Linked DNA regions of Mus musculus: region 2 is linked to region 1. The links are chromatin loops, found by intact Hi-C in ENCODE. Cell type or tissue: left cerebral cortex. All regions are shown on one strand. Each heading gives the region's core, and the rest is flanking DNA. Links, peaks and the distances in the headings are about the cores only. Region 1 has its middle 170 kb from the start of Gm35948. Region 2 has its middle 30 kb from the start of Gm35948.

Region 1 (11,931 bases), core at 1,802-9,801:
AGACGGGTATTTATTTAGTCACAGCAATGAAAGAATAGAGGTGATTTGAAGAAGTTCTTCAGAAGGCTAGTCCAGGGGTTGGGGACTGATGACTGGTGTTGCAGCCAGTTCCGGTTGTCACATGTTTGGAAATGACAGGGAGCCCAGGGCTTTGTCAGGCAGCTCCTGAGGGGCTGTTGGGGCTTCGGATCAGAAGAGTGTGACCCACTCTGTTCTGTTTCTTACGGAAAACAGGTAAGACAATCATCAGATGTTTTTGTTGAGTCAACTCAGAGAGGTAGAAGATGGCTACATGATCACTTCCTTTCTGTCTCTCTCAGAAGCAGCCATGCTCACTATCAGTCTCCTTGTGCTCCGATGTCTCATGGCCCTTGAGAGTTGCATCTTCTCTGCGTCTCAAGAGCGAGTGAAGACCTCAATTTCTTTCCCTCCACACCACTCCTCCTATGGTGGATGGGGTGGGAACCATCACAGATAGCACTTTCCGAGCGCTTACTCTCTCCAGGGCATGTGCTAGGTGCTGGCATCATCAGCTCTGCCCTCTGGGACATGATGTTCATACTGGAGAAATAGATCTTGGTGAGTCCTTCTGAAGTATGGTCGGTGAAGGGAGTTTGCCTCAGTGTTCACTCAGACCAAACTCCAGTCAACAGAAACAGAAGGAGACAGCATGGGGAAATGGTACCAGAGAGACAGAGGAGGCAGCCAGAGTAGCATTATTGATCCAAGTGGAGTGTCTCAGGTACATAAGGGAGACAGACTCACCACAGCAATGTCCAGAGGGGATAATGGTCTCAAGTGCTACAGTGCTACCTTGGCAGTAAAACAACAAAGATTGGAATTCTAAGCCAAGGATGTGGCTGACCTGGGACCACGGAGGAGCCCAGTCAGACCCCTGCAAGCTCACTAGCAGTAAAAGAGGTAAAGAGAGTGGATAGACTGGGCTAAGGCGAGAAGGGCCTGGGGAAGAAAGAATGAGCTTTTCTTCAGCGGTCAGAGCACTAACTCCCACCCAGGAGCACCGCTGCCTCCACCGAACTCATCCAAGACCTTCGCTTTGGGTGGCCTCCTGTGCATACACGCATATCACACACACATCACACATGCATACTACACACATATCACACATACATACACCACACACACCCATTGCAGAGCAGACAATCAGACACCGGCCTCACATGAAATCGCTCATGTGATTGCAAGCAGTTACAAAATAAAGGCCCCAAAGACAGGCCAGTGTTGCAATCTGCTGCAGTCTGGAGCTTCTCTGAACTGGTCTGAACCAGCTCCAACTTAGTTGTCACTCAATAGTAGCTCTGTCTCCTGCCCATCCTCAAGCTTCATCACTTCCCCTGAATCCAGATATCAGGGTCAAGAGTTCTAGACCCATTTCCAATATTAGTAGATCTATGATTTGGGGCAGATCTATGAAATAAGGCTGCCATCCCATCTCCAACTTGCATGGTAGTTTGTGGTCTCCAGGCTGTTTGTGTACAGCTCAGCTATTTTGACTATCACGGCCCTCAGGAATGGCCAGAAAGGTCATGTGACAAGAACCTGGGTTCCACTCAGCCCACCAGGCATGTCCCTAGTCCGCCACTGATGTCCCTTTCCTTTCTGTGTCCTACTTAGGGGACTGAGCCAAGTTAAATATGGCAGAGCACAATGCATCCCAGGGGTCACACAGTAACGAGAACAGGAACACAATGCTTCTAGACACTGTTGGACACAAATGGAACAGGGGGCAGGGGGGCTGTGGGCTAAACTCCCTGTCACAGAGCTGATGAAAACCCGACAATTGATCGTCTCTGCATGATGGAAATGTCTCTTGCACTTGCACCCCCTGCCAAGCTTCCTGGAAGAAATGCCTTCAGCAAAGCAATCCAAATTTGGATAATTATCCAAGAAGCCGTAGGGGTTCCTTGGACCCATCACTTCCAACTGTTTGAGGCCACGGGGACAATTGGGCTGCTCCATCCACTCTGCGGCTCCTCTCTCTTCTCTCCACCGTCCTTACATCTCTTGTTGCTTCTGTCGGGCTTGTCCTGGACCCGCTCCTTAAGAGCAGGGCCGTAATGAGGGCTATAAGGAGGTCAAAGACAGACAACTACTTCTGGGCTGAGGCTTATAGCCTTCCAGTGAGCAAAGCCCAACTCGAGGTCATGGCCTCCTGCCCTTCCTTTTCTTTCTTTCTCTTCTTCCTCCCTTCCCTTCTCTCCTCCAATCCCTTCCCTCTCATGGCTTTGGCTGAGTCCAAGCAGAATCATGTAGAAGTCTAGGTTCGTAGCACTTATTCATGGTTTTCTAGGAGGAACTCTTGGGCTTTATGCCACAGCCAGTCTGACTGAAGCCCACACGCTTCCATGTCCCTCCAGGAATGCTGCTTCCCACAAAAAGCTGGACACATCACACGTCCATGGCCCAGCTACTCTTCTCTCAAAAGGAGCAGGGTACATGCTTGTTCCCAGTGTGAAGTGCAGGTTCTTGTCACCAGGGAGGTTGTGCTCAGAGCTATGGATTTTCTAAGCAAAGGCTCGCTATCTGGGGACTACATGCTGCTAAAAAGACACACAGCATTAGGAGACTGGACTGTTAGCTAACATTCCTGGGAGAGGAATCCAGAGCTGGAATATGCAGTTTTAATCCCAGCGTGAGCATATAACATTTAAAAGACAACATGAACCTTGAAAACAACATGGGACACCAAGAAAGAATGGGATGACCAGAGGTCTGAGGTGATGCACCCTTCAAATGGTAATGGGGGACTGTGAGGTATGACCAGACACCACATTGCGTTGTCTTGGATGCATCCTATCCTAAGAGGATACAGCTAGATAAGGAGACAGGTCATGGAGCTGTGGGCCTCTACTCTGTCCTCCATAGACCTCATCCCTGAACACTCCAAAGCAGAACTATCAGGCAGTCCCCAGCCACTGCTGGTCAGCTATTGATGGACAAATGTCTCAAGTGCCTCACCTTATAGTGACACAGAGTGTTCTCCAGCACCAGTATTCCCCAGGGTGGACACTGGCCACACAATGTCCTGTTCTCACTCACTCACACCAGTGGCCAGCCTCTTCTTTTCCATCTCCCCCCTGTCTGCTATTTCTAGGTCATCTCCAACACACACACACACACACACACACTCCAGGCTACCTGCCTGCATTTTATTGTCTCAGAACCTGTTGTTTAAGACCCACTTGCCTCCTAATACAACAGCTTCCCTGGAGATTCGGGGAGTCCCCTCTGCCGTTGGTTCCCTATCCTGGCCAGCAGGAGGCAGTTCTCTGGGCCTGGGAGGTGACTATAGAGGTTATGATCTGTTCCTCTGAGGCCTTACCTCTTCCCACACCAGTTGTTCAGCCTGAGGAAGGGAAACAGACACACTGCTTGGTGTAAATTTTTGTTAACTGGCCTCCTGGAAGCAAGTGGGGCAGTGGGTTGGGTCCTCTTGACACTCTAGGACTTTCAACCCTAACTTCAGAACCTTCAGTCACTGCTTGGTCTCAGTGCAAAAGTCATGTTTGTAAAAGGTAGTCTAAGACTAGGAAACCTTGCAGTGCTTCTAGCCCAATTTTGCATTTAACGCCATTGTAAAAAGAATTCGTCAAATATCTCCGTGCCAAGTAAAGAATGGGAGCCCCAAGAAAGAGGAATGAGACAAGAAGCTTATAACAGGAGTGGGAGGGGCCTGGAGGAAAGAAAAGCACACTGCTCCGGCTCAGGGTAACCCTCTCAGTCTCCCCTGCACGCATTTCTCTCCCAACATTTTTGGGTGTGACGTGTGAGCATTCTAACAGAGAGCAGCACCAGGTACTCTAGATCCTGTGCTTGAGAGCCCAATGGCTTCTCTTCATCCAATTTACAGATTATACACAGTCCTCAGATTAAATAGGCATTGCAGGCTGGAAATGTTCATGAGGAAATTTTCATAATTGAGCCTGGTGTGGAGCCTGGCTTCTTCCAGAAACTCCAGGAGACAGACATGGGGGGGGGGGTCTTTTTTCACTTTGCATCAACTTCAACAGAAGAGAATTGCCTTCCTCTAACAGAAGTCACCTTTCCCAGGATCCCTTGCAAAGGTCTCCGTGTTCTAAAAAGTGGGCTGTGAGGAGATGATGGGGCTTAGCTTTAGACTCACAAAGACCCAAGCCAGGAAGGACCAAGACCTAGGATGGCTCTACAAGTTTGAGGATTTGGGGTGTCTTTGGATATGAGTTTGCGGTGTTTGGCTATGAAGGCAGGGGGCACTCTCCACACTGCCCCTCTATTCTTCATACAGAGCGAGATTCTCCCCTTGTAGTCCAGTACAGAAGATTTAAGACCCTACAAAGACTCAACCCCATTCCCAGTCCGAGGGACTCAAAACTACTCCTAAGCTCTGCCCTAAGTCAGTCTGCAACTTCCCCCTCTTACTGGGAACTGTTTCGTGATATTCCACCACACGCAAGCATGGGTGCCTCACATACTGCTCACTGTGGAGGTAACCTGGCTGGGTGGCTGTCTACGATGACGACAAGTTCCGCTTCTGACTTCCAGGTGGTTTGTAAATTCCACAAAGTCAGGAGCTGTGTCCTTCTGGAAAATGGGGGCCCCAGTACTTGGTGCTAGGTGCTTGGTTATAATTACACAGGTATAGACAAGGGTGACAAATAAAAACGGCGTAACTATGGTGAAGCTGGTAGTCCCGTGGTGTACTAGAGATACAGATCTGTGCAAGCCACAGAGATGAGATGGGTATGACAGATAGGAGAGGACAGGATAGGACAGGATAGGGCCAGATACAGATAAGGGAAGAGGAGAGGAGGGAGGGAAAGGGACAGGAAGAAGATGATAAGGATGAGAAATACAGATCGGATAGGAGAGGACACGGGGAGGATATGAGTCAGGAAACAGGCAGACATTACCATAAAAACAGACAGCCATGTGTGTGCTGAGCAGATGCTGGCATTGCCATTGAGTGTAGCTGCCAGTGCATACATGGCGGAGTGGATTCCAGGCACAGAGTGAATGAGGAACAGACTCTCCTCATAGCCCACTCTTCCTCCCAAGCCTTCCCCACCCAGCACCCAGTACAGGCAGGGAAGACTTCCATGTCAGCCAGAATCAACATTCATGTGTGAACAATTCAGTGCTCTCTCAAACCCGTCTAATCCTAAGAACGCCCGAGAGCCTCCAGCGAATGCAGCTCTGGCTGCACCCAGCCCACACTGTGACACTTTGGAGGCCAGGAGCTTGTTCCTCTGAGCTGATTACACTAGTCTCTGATTCACTGGCCTGACTCCTTGGAGCGTAAATGTACTTGGGCCTTTAGTTCAGGGCTGAGGCACTGCTGGGGTTTGGAAGCTCAATATCTCCCTCCGTGGGGTGAGTTTCTCTTCCTTCAGCGAATTCAGCAAAAGAGCGAGCCAGGATGAATGCAAACAATGCTGGACATGCTACTTCCAAACTCCGACCCCACCCCAGCTAAGCTTTGTTTCTTACAGACAGAGGCTGTAGGGTTGCGCTTGCTAGGATGAGAAGGAGGAGGAGCGGGCTGGCAGCTAAACTGCTGCCTTCAGCTTCAGGACTGTACCTCCCTCCAGCTTCAAGTGGCTCATCTGTACAAATCGTTAAGGTCGCAATTGCCCTGACTCCATGAAGCACCTGTTCACTGGGACAGGCAGAGCCAATCAAATACTGAGAGTTTCATACAACTAGAAAGCTTACCAGAGATGCCAAAAAAAAAAAAAAAAAAAAAAAAGGGACTCTGGAGCCAAAGAGGCTGCACCACAGAGGTGCGTGGGTTCCCAGCAGTTCCCTGATTCCTCCGGAGCCCTGCTGAGCCACAGGTGACCCGCCATAGGCCTTTCACCCTTGCCTCCACCAAGTTCATGCTTGTAACTGGAGAAATCACAAGGTAGACAGGGCTGGCATGACCCAAGGTGGGCAGGCATCTGGGGGATGAGATGGAGAGAGATTCCACCCAGCTCTCGACAGTCCTACAGACTTGTCCTCTAGTCACTGTCCCTAAGCATTGGGGGACACTGAGGGTAGATGGCACCTGTCATTAGGATGTGGCTCTGTGCTGTAGAAGTCAGTCAGAGACAATACACATCTCAGAGTTAGATACCAGATGTTTCTATCATGGCTGTTCATCTCTGTCAGGGCAGACACAGACATTCCCATGTCCCAGTCAAATTCTATTTACTTATAAGAAGAGGCTGCGTCCCTGTGGCCTAAGGACTGTGCTGTGGCTGGTCCTGGGTGTAAGAGATTACGAAGAAAATGTTTTCGACAGATGATCATGTGAAGCAGGGAGACATGGTGCCCAAGCGGGGAAGCACAGACTCTCAAAGTTGATCTCAGTAAACAAACGGGACCAAGCTGCAGAGTCCCTCAGACCCATGTCTCAGTGTTAGTCAGAGTTCTCCAGAGAGATAGAAATGATAGGATGCACATATATTAAAAGGGCTTGTTGGAGCTTCTGGCCTCCAGGGAATGGGCTGGATAGTCTAACAATGGCTGTCTGCACAATGGAGACACTGAGAAGCCGGTAGCTGCACAGCCCGTGACAAACCAGTGCTGACGACCTGGGGGAGTCCCAGGAGCCTCCGGTCTCCAGTCCACATTAGAAGGCTGAAGATGCCTGGTTCTAACATTAGCAAAGGATGGCAGCAGCAATGTGGTAGATGCATTCACCAGCGAGATGTGAAGCAGGGAAACGATTTCCTGGAATTCTTTATATGTGGGCCACTGCCAGGAGGTACTACCCACTCTGAGAGATAGTCTTCCTCATCCAGGTGACCCTCCTGGAAAGACCCTCACTGAAAACCCAGAAATACATCTCTTAGTTAACTCTACATACAAGCAAGTTGACACCAAGATTAAGCCACCACACTGAGCAGGGCTGGACCTCACACTTGACTGGTTGACCAATGTTCTGTCTCTCTGACATGTGGATGTCAAGTCTTACCAGAGAAGGGAGGTTTTAGAAGCATGGGATGTTTCTCAGCAACTGGGCTCTATGCTTCTGACTCTCAATGTGCCTCCTATGGGCCCCAGCTTTTGGATTTCTGGAATGCAGATCATTTTTATAACCCCTGGCTTGTCCTTGCAAGCCAGCATCCCCGACTCCATCTGTCAGGTCCCTCTCCTGTAACCCCTCAGATCCCACTGCGTGCAGCTTCCCCAGAAACATCAGAATGGTGCAGGATGTCTGTACAGAGGCAAAGAGTCATTCACATCTAGGAGAAAACAAGGTGGAAGGGAAATGTCACAGTCACTTCAGGGTGGCACATACGGACAGACAGCATAACCTGTTGGACCAGACAGACTTCAAGCATTCTCCTGTGATGCTTAAAACAAGGTTCCACATTCTACTTCAAGGCCCCATTGTCCTAAAATTCTCAATGTTGAGGCTGGAGAAACATGCCATGTGATAGCTCTGAGAGCGACAAACCCTGCTGTGGACTCAGCACACACCATCCCACTCCAGGGAGAACCCAGGGGACTTGGTCGTTGGGCAGACCATGGATTTAGTCTTAGCAGATAGATTTAGTTTCTACATCAATGGGAAGGCAGCTGTGTTTCTGGAGCAATCTGATCAATGCTGGGATAGATTTCCTGTTCAATAAAGGAAGCTAAGCAGGAGGTGTTTAGGGAACGTGAGAAGTGGTCACAACCCAAAGCAAAGTGATCTAAGAGCAGGCGAATGGTCTGACAGTTCTTTTTTGTCCATTTGTTTTGTGTTGGTGAGAAAGGCTATTGCTTCAAGCTCACTCTCCGGGTCAGACTAGCCCCAACTTGTGATCCTCCTGCCTCCACTGTTCAGACGTTGGGATTCTAGGTGTGGATCACTAGCTCACACCTGCACGGGGCTGTACGTGGCTCTTAAGTTCTGTAGATGGCTGGAGAGATGACTCTGCAGTTAACACACCGCTCTTGTAGAAGAGGTCAGGCAGGTAGCTAATGGAGCTAACTATAGCTCCAGGGAGATCTGATGTCTCTGACCTCTGGAGGCACCTGTACTCATTCCACACACCCAAGCAAACACACACACACACACACACACATCCACGTAGGCACACATGCATACACACAGACACATGTACATACATGACCACGTTGCACACACAGCTCAAATGTGTGTGAGCAGATTTCTCTGATGCAAATGTTAGAAATTTCTGGATGGTACGATGCGTTGTCTGCCTCCAGCCAAACCTATCAGCAAGTTCTTTCCCTCACAGGTACCTCTTCTGAGCGGACTTCAGTGACCTCAGCTACACCAATGCCAAAAGTTAGGCAGGACGTTGAGAAAGCAGACCCCTGATAAATCAAGGCCAAATCCTGTTTCATGATGCAGCAGCCACCATTGTCTTCTCCCCTCCTTACTAAGCCCCGTAATCTCCATCACACCCTGCTTATGCCAGCCTTCTGCTCCTATGAGCCGCACATGACCCTAACCGCTGTTGCTCACTTATCTTTTTACCTGAACCCCCTTCCCGATCTCTTTGCAGCCTCACTGGTTCATTTACAATTGCCTCCTGAGTGTGTTGGGGAGGTGGGGCATGTGTGTTTGTATCTGTCCATGTGCATGGAGACTGAAGGTCAGCCCTAGCTATAATGCCTCAGGAGCTGTCCATCGTTTTATAAAAGCCTGGAGCTTGTGGTACAGGCCAGGATGGCTGGCCAGTGAAGCCAGGACTGTGGTGATAAGCAGGCACCACCCCACCCTGCTTTAACCACATTGGTTCGAGGACTGAATTCAGGTCTTCATGCTTGTGAGGGCTGAGCCATCGCTGCAGTCCCTTGTCACCTTTCTATGCCTACCCCAACCCTCCTGCTCCAATGGAGATTCTCTCGTTCAGCCTTCACAACACTGTCCATGCAGAATTACCTCTAAGACTCGCTTCCAACACCTAGTGTTAGGGTACATTTTTAATTGTCTCTCCACATAGAGACCTTGCTTCTTCAGATCAAAAGAGGACCTCATGGGTATTGCATTTGTTGGCTCTGCTAGGGTTTTAGGTAACCAACACTTCGGTCAGTATCCGTAGCATCCAAACAATGGTATCATCCATGCAGTTAAAACTCTACAGCCTCCACACAGATAGCAAAGTGTCCTGAACCAACAGGACTCAGGGTTCCAAATGGAGAGGTGCCAAGGGGGAGGAGAAGCAGCAATAAGAAAATAAAGAAAAATAAAAAAGATAAAAGCAAGTTCTGGGACCGGGGGTTGTTGCATACGCTGAGGAGATATGCCAAGCAAGTTTACTAAGAAAAGTATGACATCTTATGTATTATTTGCAGGGGGTGAGATGGCCAATATCATCCGAGAGCTACGTCAGACAATGTAGGCAAAGAGAACACAAGTTACTGCAGACAGAGATGTCTGAGAATGATAATCACAGCCCTGAGGGAAGAAGACATCGGTCTCCAGATGTCACAGCCTGACTCTTCCTCCAAGACACTGGCTGCAGCCTAGCCTGACCTTGCCAAGTCCACTCCTGGACAAGGACACAGAACAGAAGTCCCCTCTGTCCTCTCATCAGGACCTTTGAGAAAATCTTGAGTCAGCTTGGTTCTCAACGGTGAAGCTTGGTTGCTATCTTCTTACTTTAAATGTGATCGTGGGTGATGAAACTGAAAGCAACCAATCAGAGGAGTGCTGGTGGAAAAAGGGCACAGGCTCACTCATTCCTATAAAACCAAGCCTTCTCTTCAACCAGCAACCCAACATCACCAGTGTAAAAATAAAAATATCTGTGTACAGAAACCCACACGACATCACATCTATTCGTGAGTGTCCCATCACTGGGGAGTGGATAGACAAACAGATGGCATAGGATACAAGCCTGTAATGAAAGAAGAGAAATCCTGATTCAGGTGGGTGAGCCTCAGCAGGCTGCTGTGCTACCAAAAGAAGCCAGGCTCAGGACCTGCACACTATAGGGCTCTATTTACTGGACACCCAAGTAGGCAGGTTTGGGAAGGGAGAAGATCCAAATCGCCAGGGGCTAAGGTGAGAGGAGGCTCGGGGTTCTTATGCTGATGGTTGCATGACAAGACACATTTGTCAAAACTCACAAAACTGCATACTAAAAAGACTGAGTTTCACCACATTGAAATTATATCCTAAGGAAAAAAAATATCATTTCTAAGCCTACAGCTTCTCAGACCTGCAGGCTCAGAGCTTCACCAGGTCCTTTGGGAAACAATTTGGAGACTGTAAGGCTAGCTTCTTGCCTGTTGACTTCTAGATCATTCTTCCTTAGTGACCTGAGGTGCTTGGAGCTGGTGGGTACAGTGATTTTTTTTTGGCATCATTTTGTGTATGCATGTGTATACTAGTGTCTGTATGTGTGCATGTATGTTTGATATACCAGAGCATGTATGCAGATACTTGTGGAGGCCAGAGGGCAACCGCTGACGTCATTTTCAGGTATACTGTCCACCTTCTTTGAATCTCTCACTGGCCGGGAGATCACCAATTATACTCTATTGGCTACTCATTGAGCCTGGGGATCCTCCTATCCCTGTCTCCCCAGCCCTGGGTGACAGGTGCTCACTGCCACTCCCACCGTTCTGACATGGGATTGTCAGAATGAACTCTGGTCCTCCAGCTCAGAACACAAGTACTTTGCTGACTTCAGTACCATGCAGCCTCCTGAGTCCTCTTCTTGAGCTGCTGTTTCCATGAGCAAAACAATGTCCACTGGTCCTGATTCCCTGTCCACTGGTCCTGATTCCCTGTCTACCAGTCCTGATTCCCTCTCCACCAATCCTGATTCCCTGTCTGCTGGTCCTGATTCACTGTCCACCAGTCCTGATTCCGTCTACTGGTCCTGATTCCCTGTCCACCAGTCCTGATTCACTGTCCACCAGTCCTGATTCCATGTCCACTGGTCCTTATTCCATGTCTACGAGTCCTGAATCCCATGCCCATCAATCCTGATTTCCTGTCCACTGGATCAAATTTCCTGTCCACTGGTCCTTATTACCTTTGCTCAACAGCTAAATTGTCCATGTGATATTGAGCCTTCCTGGATGAGATTCTAAATTCCTTATCTGCTAAACAGAAAACCCCTGAGCTCATCCTTCTGTCCCAGTTCATGGGTCAGGGCATTTTACAACATTACCCACACAGAGCTTTCCTGGAAGTCTGCACCCAGGACAGAACAGCTTTAAGATTAAATTACCTAAACACAAAGTATGATATCTGAGAACATGTTGTTTTTTTTTAAGTCTTTCTTTTCCCTCTAATAAAGAAAAGCTTTGTCTTTAAAGTAATTGGCTGATAGAACTGAGTTACTATTTTCCAGGCATACAGAAAATATTCCTACCTGAGGAGGGGGAGTGGTATCCATGGCAACAAGATACAAAGGTCCTCAGCATCTCGTAGACTGCAGGGCACAATAGGAACATTCTCTGCAGCTTGTTCCTACGAGGTATCTAATGAGAGCTCATCATGGACTTCTGAGGTCCCTGAGACACTTTAAGCTGGGACCTCACTCATTCTTGGGAAGGATTTGGTAGAATGGTTATGATTGTGGGCTCAGTGTAGGATTGCCTGAACTTGACCCCTGACTCATTTACAGTGTGGGATGTTGGACGAGTTTCTCCCTCTGCGGAGGTATTCTCTATAAATGGCAGATTTTAGCTCCTGCTTCTTAAATGTGTCCACATGAGTCTCCTAATGGAAGAGTAGCTCTAAGAACCCCATAAAGCTTGTGGTGAAAACCCAGACTGTGGCTGTTATGAATAAATGCATACTAGCATGCACTGAGTCCTGTTAACAAAGTAACTTTCAACACTGGATCTGAGGTACACACTGCCCCCCATCTCTACCTATACTCAGGGCTCCTCAGATGTACCTGGTGGCTAGGTCCCTGAGACAGCACTTTAGGGAAGTGGCAAGCAGATGAAACCTGCTGGGCTTGCTTCCCA
Region 2 (11,931 bases), core at 2,022-10,021, 140 kb before region 1:
CCAAGCACAGTGCACAATTCCAGCATGGCTGGCTCTTGTTTCTAGTGAGTTTGGCCCAGAGAACAGAGAGTGCCAGTGTTTGCAAGCTTCTTCTTTAATAGTAGTGGCTTCTTTATTTTTAAATTAATTAATTAATTAATTTAGTGTATATGGATGTTTTGCCTGCATTTGTGTTCGTGTGTCACCCACATGCCGTGTCCACAGAAGACGGAGAGGCTGTTGACTCTCCAGGAACTGGAGTTACACATGGTCTTGAGCCACCATGTGGGTGCTGGGAATTGAATCTGGGTCCTCTGCAAGAGCAGCCAGTGCTCCTCACTACTGAGCCATCTCTCCAGCCTCTGATTTTCTTTCCTACAATATCGACTGTACATTTAGTGCATTTCTGTCTTGGTTTTGTGTGAAAAGCTTATAAGGCTCTCTCTATATGTGATGCCCTGGGCTACAGTCTCCATCAGCATTCCTACACCTGTCTTGAGTTCTTTGGGTTGTACCAATGTTAGGACAAGCATGAGTAAAAAACCAAGGTGCCCAGAAGCAAGAAGACTCACACAGGATCTCTGAGACCAGCAGGAGACCTAGCGGAGGGACGCCGTGACTCCTGAAGCTTTGGGCACTCTCTGTTCTCTGAGCCAAATTCACTAAAAACAAGAGCCAGCCACGCTGAAACCATGCACTGTGCTTGGATCAGGAACATCTTAGATCATTCCTTCATGGCTCCTTCGAACATCTGGAAAGCTGGGACAGCCAAGTACAGTTGCACAGCATGGTGGCTCACATGGACATACATATATTCACTGAACTCCTGCCCTCCTACAAGCCATGGGCTGCTTTCTAATTTTGTTTCCAGTGACTCTGCCTCAAATAAGAAGAGATGAATTATTAATTTTCAGACTCTCTCTATCCAACACTTCTATACTCATAGCAGAAAAACAAAGCTAATTCAATATCAAAGCAAATTAGAATTTTTCAAATATCTATAGCAAACAGTGGGGAGAATGCAGGAATCAGGATCACTTTTTCCTTTTATATGGTGCTGCCGTCTGAGTGCTACTGGAACAAATGATGTCGTCTTTTGTGGATCTCACTGCCTGTTCACAGGGGCGAGATAAAAGATAAATGGCCTCATAAATAGAGAAAGAGCCCCCCAGGCGACAGAGAAGTTCCTGCTTTGATATGCAAGACATCATTCTGTAAGTAAGCTGCTGCAAGCATCTATTCTCCCAGACTCACAAGCTCGGGTTGGTGCTTGCCCAGACGAACTCAGACATTCTCTCTACCATTTCATGGTGCAGGAGAGGTGTGGGAACTCACCCTCCACGGAGGTGAAAGTACAGAATCTCGGAGCTGGTGTGGCCCAAGCAGTCATTTTGCCCCCCTCTTCAACTCTGTAATCAGTATCACCGGGGTCTCAGAGAGGGGAGAAACAAAATAAGGACCCGCTGTGACCAGAAGCCAAGATCACATGGAGCCGAGACAGCCTGTGCCTCCTGGACCTCACTGTGCGCTGAATGCTGAGGAATGCCCCGTGGATGCCACCCCTTCTACACAGTTCATTTGAAATGACCATTGTGTAAATACATAGGAAAGGTTGCTGAATTTAACAAAGACCTCCAACAATTCTTGAGAACAGAAGAGGGAAAGCTGGAGCATGCACTCGGAAGGGGCACCCTCCACCAGTCTCCCTTCCCCTAGAACTGAGACGGATAGTCTACGGAGTCTCAAACTTCCAAAATTCCTGGTTCAGGATGGCAGATGGACCCAGTGACTTAACATTTGCCTTGAAGTGTTCTCCATGCGTGACAACTGCTGTTTTAACATTGGTGCAGCTGTGATTACCCACAGGAGACCTTCACAGGATAGGGGCACCTAGCATGCCCTAGTGGAGGGAAGGGAAGGCTTCCAGGGTGCACAAGGCTGCACTAAGTAGGCTGCTTCCTGTTAGACACCTGAAGCCCCGCCCCTCCCAAATGGCAGGGGAGACAATTCTATGTTGGGACAGCCACTCATCAATGCACTTGCTCCAGGGAGTCAGCACAGATGAACTCAGTGTTTTCCCAAGCCAGGCTTAGACTGCATAGAATCATTTATTTCTCCCATTCAGTGTCAGGGACAGTCCACAGCAGTCCCCAGTTCCAAGATCATCCCTGCGAGCAGCGTGCTCACTCACAAAGGCAGCCTGTGCCAAGGCTGTGGTCAACTATAGCACCATTCCTCACACCAACAGCAAGTCCAATCTTATCTGGGAATCAGGAATGTAGGTAAGGGCAAAGAGCCATAGTCCAAGTAGAAGGATGGAAAAGCCACAAGGAGCTTTAACCATGCCTGTGTACTGGAACAGCTTTTGAAAGGGCAGGAGGGAGAGGGGGAGATGGCTAGGCAGGTAGAGGTGCTTGCGGCCAAGCCTGATGACTTGACTTTATTCCTGGAACCCACATGATGGAAAGAAACCCCTGCAAGTTGACCTATGACCTGCACACAAGTATATGTATGCAGGTGCGTGCACATAGAGATGCATATATACCCAACTGCACACACATATATACACAAATGCACACATACTTAATGAAGGACCCATGGATGTAAATGAATACATGTACTAATTTTAAATAAAGAGGGCTGGCCAATAGTATTTTCAAAGTGTTGGCTACAATAACAATGTTCTTTTGTTGTTGTTGCTTTGTGTTTGTTTGTTTGTTTGTTTGTTTGTTTTTCTTTCTTTCTCCAGAGCCCTCTGAGATGACTTAGGTGTGGCCAGATTTGGAGTCTGCTGTCTAGGGAAGCCAAGATAGAGACCAAGGGACAGTCTATCTTGGCCCATCCTCTCTTTGCTGGGAAAGGGAACCTATGAGGGGGAAAGCCAAGAACATGTCCTGGGCCAGCAGTGTGGAGATCAGTTCCTCAGAATAAACTTACAGATCTCACTTGGTTCCCCACACCTTCCTTCCTTAGACTAGGAAGTCTAAGGACATTTATGAAGATACACACATAATTAATGGGGATAACTCATTAATTTGCAGGCCAGGTAATCAATACACAGGTTAATCTACTTAGGTGTCTGAAGAGCCACGGAGATCTCTGTTAGCTTTGCTATCAGAGTAGCTCCCCATCGATGGCTTCTCTGGCCTCGTGGCTCTTAAGTTAACAGCCTTGGTCACGGAGAAAGCGGATAGATTAATGCGTGTTTCCATCGACTCTTTTCATGGCCAAACGGTTTATCCACAGCTCATAGGCTAGGGGCTCCATCAGTGAGAAAAAATATCTATCCGCATTTCTGAATTTCTAATCAATCTCAGTGTGATGTGTCCATTTTTTTTCTGGGTCAATCTCATGTGTTTCTAACACAAGATACAAATAGACAATCTTGTGTTTTAAAAATAATTAACTGTATCAGCCAGAGAATAATAAGGCTATTTATTGATGTGGTGGTTGTTCGAGAAAGAAAGTAAATAAAGGCAGACAATTTTCTGGAGCTCCTGTGTGTGCCACACAAAAAGACTCTAAATACCCATGATTCGGTCAAACTAGAGCTCAGGTACTAAAGAAAGCCAAGCACTAGAGAGAGTTAAGCCAGGCAAGGTGGTAACGTGGCTCAGTGGCCAGCGCATGGCCCTTCTCACTCCAGGACACTCTCAGGCAGGTAGTGCCTCTGCATCTACACTCAATGTTAAACATGTTCACTTTTCAAAAAAGCCAAACACCTGGCAATTCCAGAAGAGGAGGGGTCTTAGATGTAAGCAAGAGTCCCCACAACTAGTTTAAGCAGATGTGGACTTGTTAGAGAATCACAGGTCTGGTCTAGTATTCCTGGAAAGACTACAGAGTTGAATGTGGAAGCCACAAGGCAGGGCACGGTCATCCAGGAATGTATCAATCACATTATCAGCCGGATCCCCAGCCTGTGACTCAGCACTCCACAGTCCTAGGACACCAGAACCTGAGTGTTGCCTCAGTCTCAAGGAATTAGTCATAACTCACCCCATTTCTGCTGGCCTCTCCTGCATGCTCGTCCCCTTTTCTGCCCTCAGGGTTTGGATGTTATCTCCAGCCCCAACCTGGATGCTCACACCAGGCTGCTGTGGCACTGGCTACATGAAGGGTTTTACCTGCCCAGGTGCTCTGCTTTGAAAGGGTTGCCATGGACTTGAATGGGTCAACAGCCAATGTCTGCCTCAGCAAGTAACTGGACATGCAGACATGTTTGGCTGTGTCCTTGGAACAAGATTACCCTGAGAACCACAGTTCCCAAGGGTCGGAGTTGCCTGTTCAGCAAATTGAGCAGGGTTCAGACTCCCTCATCTCGGTGCCTGGGGTCTGGAAAAGGAGGTACCCAGAGATAAGTCTTGGTGGGGTGACTTTGTTCTGCCTCATGTCCTGCATCCCCTCCCACCTCCCCTCATCTTTTGCCCCAGAAACATATCTGCCTCTTGCCCTCACACCTGAACTCTGTGCAGACAATTTCTTCTAGACTTATGTGACAGACTTAGAAATCTCTCCATCAGAGGAAAACAGCTCTGCATAGAGATGTTTTCATTTATTAGCTGTTTAGGAGAAAATGTGTGCAGACACGAGGAAGAGCTGGCCACAATTACCTGGAAATGAGGGAGACAGTGAAGTTGGAAGCTTCCAGAATCATCTTCTAACTCTATCTGGGCTAAGCTTTTGTTCTTCTTTGTATCCCTGCAAAGTATCCCAGTGTTTGGAAAATACTTGTGCTGGGTAAAAGTTTGATGGGAAATTACCCCATGGTTAAAGCCAACCAACCCTTCTGTTTTCTGTGCTTTGCATTGTTTGGCTGATTTTCTTAAATGCCATCAGCTCCTGGGGTGGGTAGAGGGTCAATCCCTTACGTTAGCAGACAATAAAAACACTATCCTGTTGGCTTCTGGGTCCTCAGTCTCCCCAGACATGAATGAACCCCCTTCATCAGAGATGAAGAGAGAATATTGCTCCTGGTTGCCATGGCTACACCCTCCCCATCCTCTGAGTTATGATGTTCTGCTTCTTCCTGACTTCTCTTGAATCCTGCTGTGGCACTTGAGATGTTTTTAGAGGTATAAGAATCTGTTGCTTCCTCCCACAGCACAGAGGGCATCCTGGATCCTAGAGTCCACTTTGAACCCACAGACTCAGCTATGTCTAAGCCTGGGTCTCAGTCACCCAGGTAAGTAGGTGGTGATCCTAGCAGTGTCCTATGCTTACCATCTGATGTGGGTGGGGTGACAGGTTTACACATCTTACCACAAATATTTCTCTTCTAATCCTCAACCTAGCATAGAAGGTATAGAAGGTAGGCTCTCCCAGCCTTTAGAAGCCCTCCATCTCTTCCCTATTCTGCCCTCCTGTTCTCCCCCATCCCCATTCAATTTTCTATAAGCAGCAAACCCATGGAGTAGCTGATATGTACCCTGCTTGGCTGGAGTCTCTTTATTGATTCAGTTATCAACTGGGCATGGGAAGTGATTTTTCTTGTGCCAGGTGCTAACAACAGGTGGGACTGTAGTAAGGAAAAAGTCACTGGCCCGTGCATTGTTATTTCTCCATCACTATGGGCAAATTCCTGACAGAAATTGTGAGTCTATGGGGGAAATTTCTGATTCAAACCATAATACTTGCCCAGGGTCCCCCAAAGGCTCATGGCAGTCTTATATTGCAAACTGCATTTGTTCCAACTTGAAGGGTCCCCACGGCTTTCACCATTCTAACACTGTTCAAACTGTCCAAAGTTCAAAGTCTCTTCTGAGACTCAAGGCAAACTCTGAGCTGTGATCCTAGCAAAATGAAAATGAAAATTACATACTTCCAATATATAATGGCACAGAATAAACATCCCACACCCAAGGGAAGAGTGTGGAGTGTAGAAAGAAAGGCTTGGTTCAAAGAAAGACCAGAGCCCAACAGGGAAACCATTAAATCCTGAAGCTTCATGTTCCTGATTCAGGGCAAGTGGTGTTACGATGTGCGCTCCAGTGGGCTCAGACAGCTCGACCCACTGACTTCCCCTCAGACAGCATGTTTGTCCTCCCGCTTGGGCCGGCTCTACTTGCTGACTACAGGTTCCCTTAGCCAGCATCCCACATTCCAATCATTTACAGAATGGGCCACTGTCTCCCTCACAACTTCAGCTTCCCCTCCCAGCTTCAAGCACAAGCTGGAACATTCCCTTCAGGGAGTCTGAGAGGTTACACATTGCCCGAACTCACATGGTTTCTTTAAGAATTGTGTTACACATCTCTGCAGAATTACAGCACCTTATGCTGCACATCTGAAAGGCTAGGTCTGTGTGGATACTTCAAGATTCGGCTTCTGTCCTGAGAAGTATTCAAGTCCCCTTGGACCAGGGCTCAGCAGATTTGAATGCACACATGGCTGAACCTTTGAGAATGTTTCTCTAGGCATCCCTCTTCCTGTAGCACACACCTGTAGCTCTCACTGTTTAAAGAGAGTTTCCAAATTGGTTTTTGGGTTTGTTTTTATTTTGTTTTGTTTTTTTACCTTGGAGCCTCCCATGGGTCAACTCTCAACCCAGACACATTTCCTATTGTCATAGCACAAAGCACACTTTCTCTTTAATGGCACCAGTCTGTTGATAATTACAGCCATCTTGTCTGCAACTTTAACCGTGTCTATACTTAGTTTTGGACAAGTTGCACATTTTCCAACTATTTCTACCTCTTACTCCCCACTTTCAACTAGAGTCCCCACAGCTGAACAAATTCTCTACTCTCTTCCCCATCAAATACATTAGTCCATTACTGTTGTATTCAATCAATTATGCTCAAAGTTTCAGGACATGGATAGAACACAGGTCGATTTTTCCCCCCAGAATGCTACAGTCTTCATTGGCTATATGCATACTTGGCTTCCAAACTCATACCAGAAGCAGCCACTAGGAGGCACTACAGTACTCCAGGGCTTTTCCAGCTTGTCTGTGTTAGTGCCACTGAATTCTAAGTCAGCTCCAAAGGCTCAAAAACCACTTGTTCAGGCTTACTCACAGAAATTGATCCATTTCTTTGCTACTAATTTCCTTCAGTAACTTTTCATCATGTGGCCAAATATGTGACAGAAGCAACTTGATGGGGGAGAGATGCAATCTGGCTCATGGCTTCAGAGTATTCAGTTCAATGTAGTAGAATGCATAGCAAGGGAGTTCTTCCAGGGAAAGGGGAGAGCCAGGCAGGAACTTTTCACAGGGTGGCAGACCAGGACGCAACAAGTACAACCAGTGCTGAGGGCAATGAGCACTAGTGTTCATCACTGTCTGTTTCCTGTCTCTGTATGCAAAGTGACCAGCTGCCTCAAGCTCCTATAGCTTCCCCACCTGTGATGGACTATACTCTGGATCTATGAGCTATAAACCCTTCTATACTCAGCTGTGATAAACTATGTACTCCAGAGACTGTGAGCTACAAACCCTTCTATACACAGCTGTGATAGACTGGAACTGTGAACACACATGTACATGTATGCACTCAAGGGTGCCTATGAAAACACACACATACATGTATGTAAAGGTGTCTATGAACACACACACATGCATTCTCATGAGCATACCTGTAACCATACATGCTCATGCATGCACTCAAGGATGCCTTACACATACAAGCACACAAAGGTGTTTAGGAACACACACACACATACATACACATCAACTCATGTGAGCCGACACTCATATACATGCATATGAGCTTACCTCATGTGAACTTACAAAACACAATAATGTTTTACTTTGAAGTAGTGATGGTCTCTCTAGGCAGATTTCCTAGATCTAGCCTGCCTGCTCCAGTCAGTAACATCCTGCTCCCCTGTGGTACAGAGCTGCACCTCACTCCTGCTGCCTGAAAGCCAACCTCGTATCCAGAACCTTTGCAGTGCAGTCATAATGCAGCGAGTGCTACTCTGTTTTATTTTATTTTGTTATATTTAGCTTCGAGGAATACTCCTACTTATTGTAGATGGCAAATCCATTTGCCTTCCCATTTACCATAATGATAAAAGTTTTATTACTGAATAAATTGATTTGTGTTTAAAAATCATGTTTTTTCAGGAACACATTACATAAATGACTGAACTGGTGGGATAGAGACATGGAGACTCGTTAGTGGATGATACGTAATTGAATTTAAGAAAACATAGGAGCTATATATTATCAGCAGCAGGTGTTCCACACTCCATTCTTTCTAAATTAAACAATTACTAGAAATCTCCCACAACTTGGATGCATATTGTAATGGACTCTACTTGTTCATCTCTGCAGAGCCTGGTTGGTCCCACTTTGTGACACAGAGTCAGGTCTACCCTAGACTTGAACAACTCAAAAAAGAGGGTCATTGATCCGTGAATATTCATGAACCCTGTAGGTCCTAAGTGGTCTAAAATAAGGACAGATACAAAGTTCAGGGCTCTGCCTGTTTGGACCCTGTATCTCATGGGTGAGATGTGCAGGGAGCAAGTTCAGAGCCTCTTCATGTGGTAGCAATAAGGTGCCACATAAGAGAGGGAAGAAGGTGAGTAGCTCCAGGGAGGACATATTACTCTGAAGGTCAGAGATGCTCTCCCTGGGGAGGGACAATGAGCAGAACCTGGAACAATGAGAATTCAAATAGATGGGCAGAAAGAAGCAAAGGGTAGAAGTGGGGGTTGGGATGAACCCCCACTGTGAGAAAACATGGGGAGAGGTACACAGTGTCAGAATGACCTGGGGAATGAGGGAAGAGGGGAATGTAATCAGCTGTGCAGACAAGGAGGGGCTGGAGTGGCCCAGACCAGAACCATAGACAGGCTGACCTGTCCCAAGCTTGGAAAACAAAGATGACATTTAAAAAGCTATTTGCAAAATGCCTCAGACATGAACGCCAATTCCCAAGCACAACTCCCTGTCCCGAATTGATTGCATCTGCCCAAGAGATATGGTCCATCCTGACCCTGGTGTCTGAGAGCACCCCTTTCAAAATATGTTCTTTGCAGGTGTCATCAAATCAGATGACATCCTGCCAGATCGGGACTTGAACACAATGTTCTCATAAAAAACCTAGTATCCTTACCAAAATACACAGGTTTAGGGGGGACTCATTTGAGTTTAGATCCCCAGAACACATCTAAGACATTGGGCATATGACAGAGCACACCTGTAACCCCAGCACCAGGCATGTGGGACAGGGAACATAGGAAAATCAGATCCTTAAAACTCATTGGTTGGCAGTCCAATCTTGCCAGATCAGTTTCTGTGAAAGGGAGTCCTGTCCTCAGAAAATAAAGGTAGAGAGTGATAGAGGAAAGGCCCAATGCCTGCCTCTGCCCTCCACATGCACACACCCACACTAACAAGTACACACACAGCACGTATACACACACACACTACAAAAATACACACACACACACACACATACAAATAACCAGTATATACACAGCACATGTACACACACACAAAAACACAGACTATAATACATACATGCATACATACATACACACAAACACTAACAAGTACATAGCACATGTACACACACCATAAATAATACATACACACATACATACATACATACATACACACACTAACAAGTACATAAACAGCATGTTAACACAAACACACACTGTAAATAATACATACATACATACATACATGAAATCACAGAGGCTTGGAAAGGATATCACATGCCAGATAGGTTTACTGAAGTGTTCTGGGCAGTGCAAGATATGAACAGCATCTCTGACCTCCTTCCTTCAGGTGGCCACAGCACTTGTTCTGTGTTGTGGCAAACTCAATGATCCGAGACATTCTTTCCCTTGAGAAGAGGTCAGACAGTAATGTTACTATAGGTGAGAATTAATGATTTATTTTTTAACACTGCTGTTTTTAACAAAACAAGGAAACACATGATCTTGATTATCGATGGGAATGTAGCTAGATCTGAAGCCATTGAAGTCTCAAGGTTCAATAATGTCAGGAAGAGAGGGAGGCTTGAGGGGATGGTGATGAGAACTCCCCATTTTCGCCCACTCCTGCTTCATGAGAGTGTTCACAGCATCGACTGTGTCTTCACACAAGTTTACAAAGACACCACTCTCCTGGTCAAAGCTCTTCACTACCTGCCTGTCTTACCCATGGCAGTTAAAGGTCACGGCAGCAAAGACACAAGTTTCTTAATGCGAGTGAGAGAGTCTGGCAGCGGAGGGTGAAGAAGCAGGAAGGATAAGAAGTTAATACACAAAGCAAGGATGGGAACTACTTTGAAAAATAATTTCATTGTTTCCAAATGTGTTTCCAAATGTGTTTCCCTGGGCTCCAGAGTAAAAGGTCTGTTACATTAACACAAAAGCAAACTGAGAGCAAATGAAAGAAACAATGTAACATCTCTTACTCACCATGTCTAATGGGCAAGGTCTAGATCCTAGACCAGGAGGTTGAAGACCAGGTTATGCTCTTGGTCTGCCCTGTAGGAGGCAATGGTCTTCTGAGATGTTCAAGTTCAAGGGGTAGGAAGCCTGGTCCAGCTCACTTGGCCTTGAAAAGCCCATCTTATCTGTCTGGGTGTCCTTTAAATGAGAGGCTTGCTATTCAAGCCCCAACTTTCAGCTAATCGAAATCCATGGCAACCAGTTCTTCAGTCAGGCCTAGGGCCTTGTGTAGTAAATAGAAGGGGGCTGGCTGTGTCCCTGGGGCAAGTGAGATGGGACATTGGTGGGAGCTTGAAAATAGGACATTCACACAAATCAGGAGAATTCCTCTGCCTGCCTTCTCTGCTATAGATGCTCGCCCTCTCCCTCACCCACCGGCTCTAGGAGCTCTAGCCTCCAATCTCTGCAGCTGAGACAACTCAGTGGCCCCAGGTTCTGTCTCTCTTTTTCAGGCTTCTTACCCATTGAACTTTAATATCCCAGAAGACCACTATCTCCTGCAGGCCAGATGCCAAGTTCGGGGTCCTTCTCTTTCATGGTGATTCTCTGAAAACAGGTACTGAGCAATCCCAAGACACAGCAGGATTCACAGAAAGGCTCTACATCCCACTGCCTTTTCTGAGAGCCTCATCTCCACAGCTTCAGACAACTCTCACTCACAAAATCATCACGGAGACCAGGAGGAGCTGTGAATGAGGGCCATTGAACCGTAAAGAAGCTGGTGATTTTCTTGTTCACAAGAATGTAACAACACAAACATGCTCCCAATTAATTTTACAAGGTGAGGACAACCCTAAGGCCAGCGTAGGGCAATGACCAAGCAAGACAAAGGAATTTAGCTAAATCTCACCTACAAGCAGAGGTGTAAAATGCCCTCATAAAATATCTATCAGCTTCGTTAAGCATTAGCTCATGTTAGAAACACAACAGCTAGCAGGTTTCAACTCAGCTATATGATGTCTCTACAACACATCTTGGAGAATCACATCTTTGTGAGCCATGGCATGCTTGCATACGGGGGTGTGGGGTTGTAGGGGGAGGGCTGAGCTGACCCTGAGAAAGGCCAACAAGAAAGACTTGACAGATAATCAAATAATCGCTGCTTATGAGGGTGTTGATGGAAATGAACATCTAAGCAGAAGGTGCATGAAATCACACCTGTGTCCTGTGCGAAGTCAGGAGAAACCACACTGGAGAAAACGGACAGGCTCCATCCACCTCGTGACATCAACCCCTTGCGGGACAAAGTTACTCAAAGTGTTATATAGGAAAAATGTCACATGTCACTACTATAAATGTAAAGAAGTGTGCTTTCTTGGCTACCTGCTTAGAAGCTGCTGTAATTGCTAAGAAAGGCTTTGGAGATGCTGTGATGATTTGGGGGTGAATTGTCCCCGTAGGCTCCTGTGGTTTAATACTGGGGGTCCCCCCTCCCATGACATAGTTTGGAAGGATTGTAAAATCTTTAACTGGAGGAGCCTTGCTAGGAGAAACAGGTTGCTGTTGGGTGGGTCTCAAGGTTTTCAGCTCACT

The links. Hi-C counts contacts between places; a loop is a spot of excess contacts. Peaks named below come from ENCODE experiments on the same cell type or tissue, not always from the same donor. Only the 100,000 strongest peaks of a DNase experiment are listed, where the experiment ranks them.
Region 2: it touches region 1 in a loop (2.2-fold over the local background); 3 of 42 quality-filtered maps call a loop at or near these places.

Annotation. Positions count from the first base shown.
Region 1 is chr2:179,205,604-179,217,534 of GRCm38, forward strand. No RefSeq gene overlaps it. Among named protein-coding and RNA genes, the nearest start is that of Gm35948, 170 kb to the left of the region's middle. In left cerebral cortex, for the core only: no CTCF peak of the experiment used is centred there; a DNase peak (open chromatin) is centred at 4,953.
Region 2 is chr2:179,063,664-179,075,594 of GRCm38, forward strand. No RefSeq gene overlaps it. Among named protein-coding and RNA genes, the nearest start is that of Gm35948, 30 kb to the left of the region's middle. In left cerebral cortex, for the core only: a CTCF peak has its summit at 6,892 (motif pointing right); a DNase peak (open chromatin) is centred at 6,892.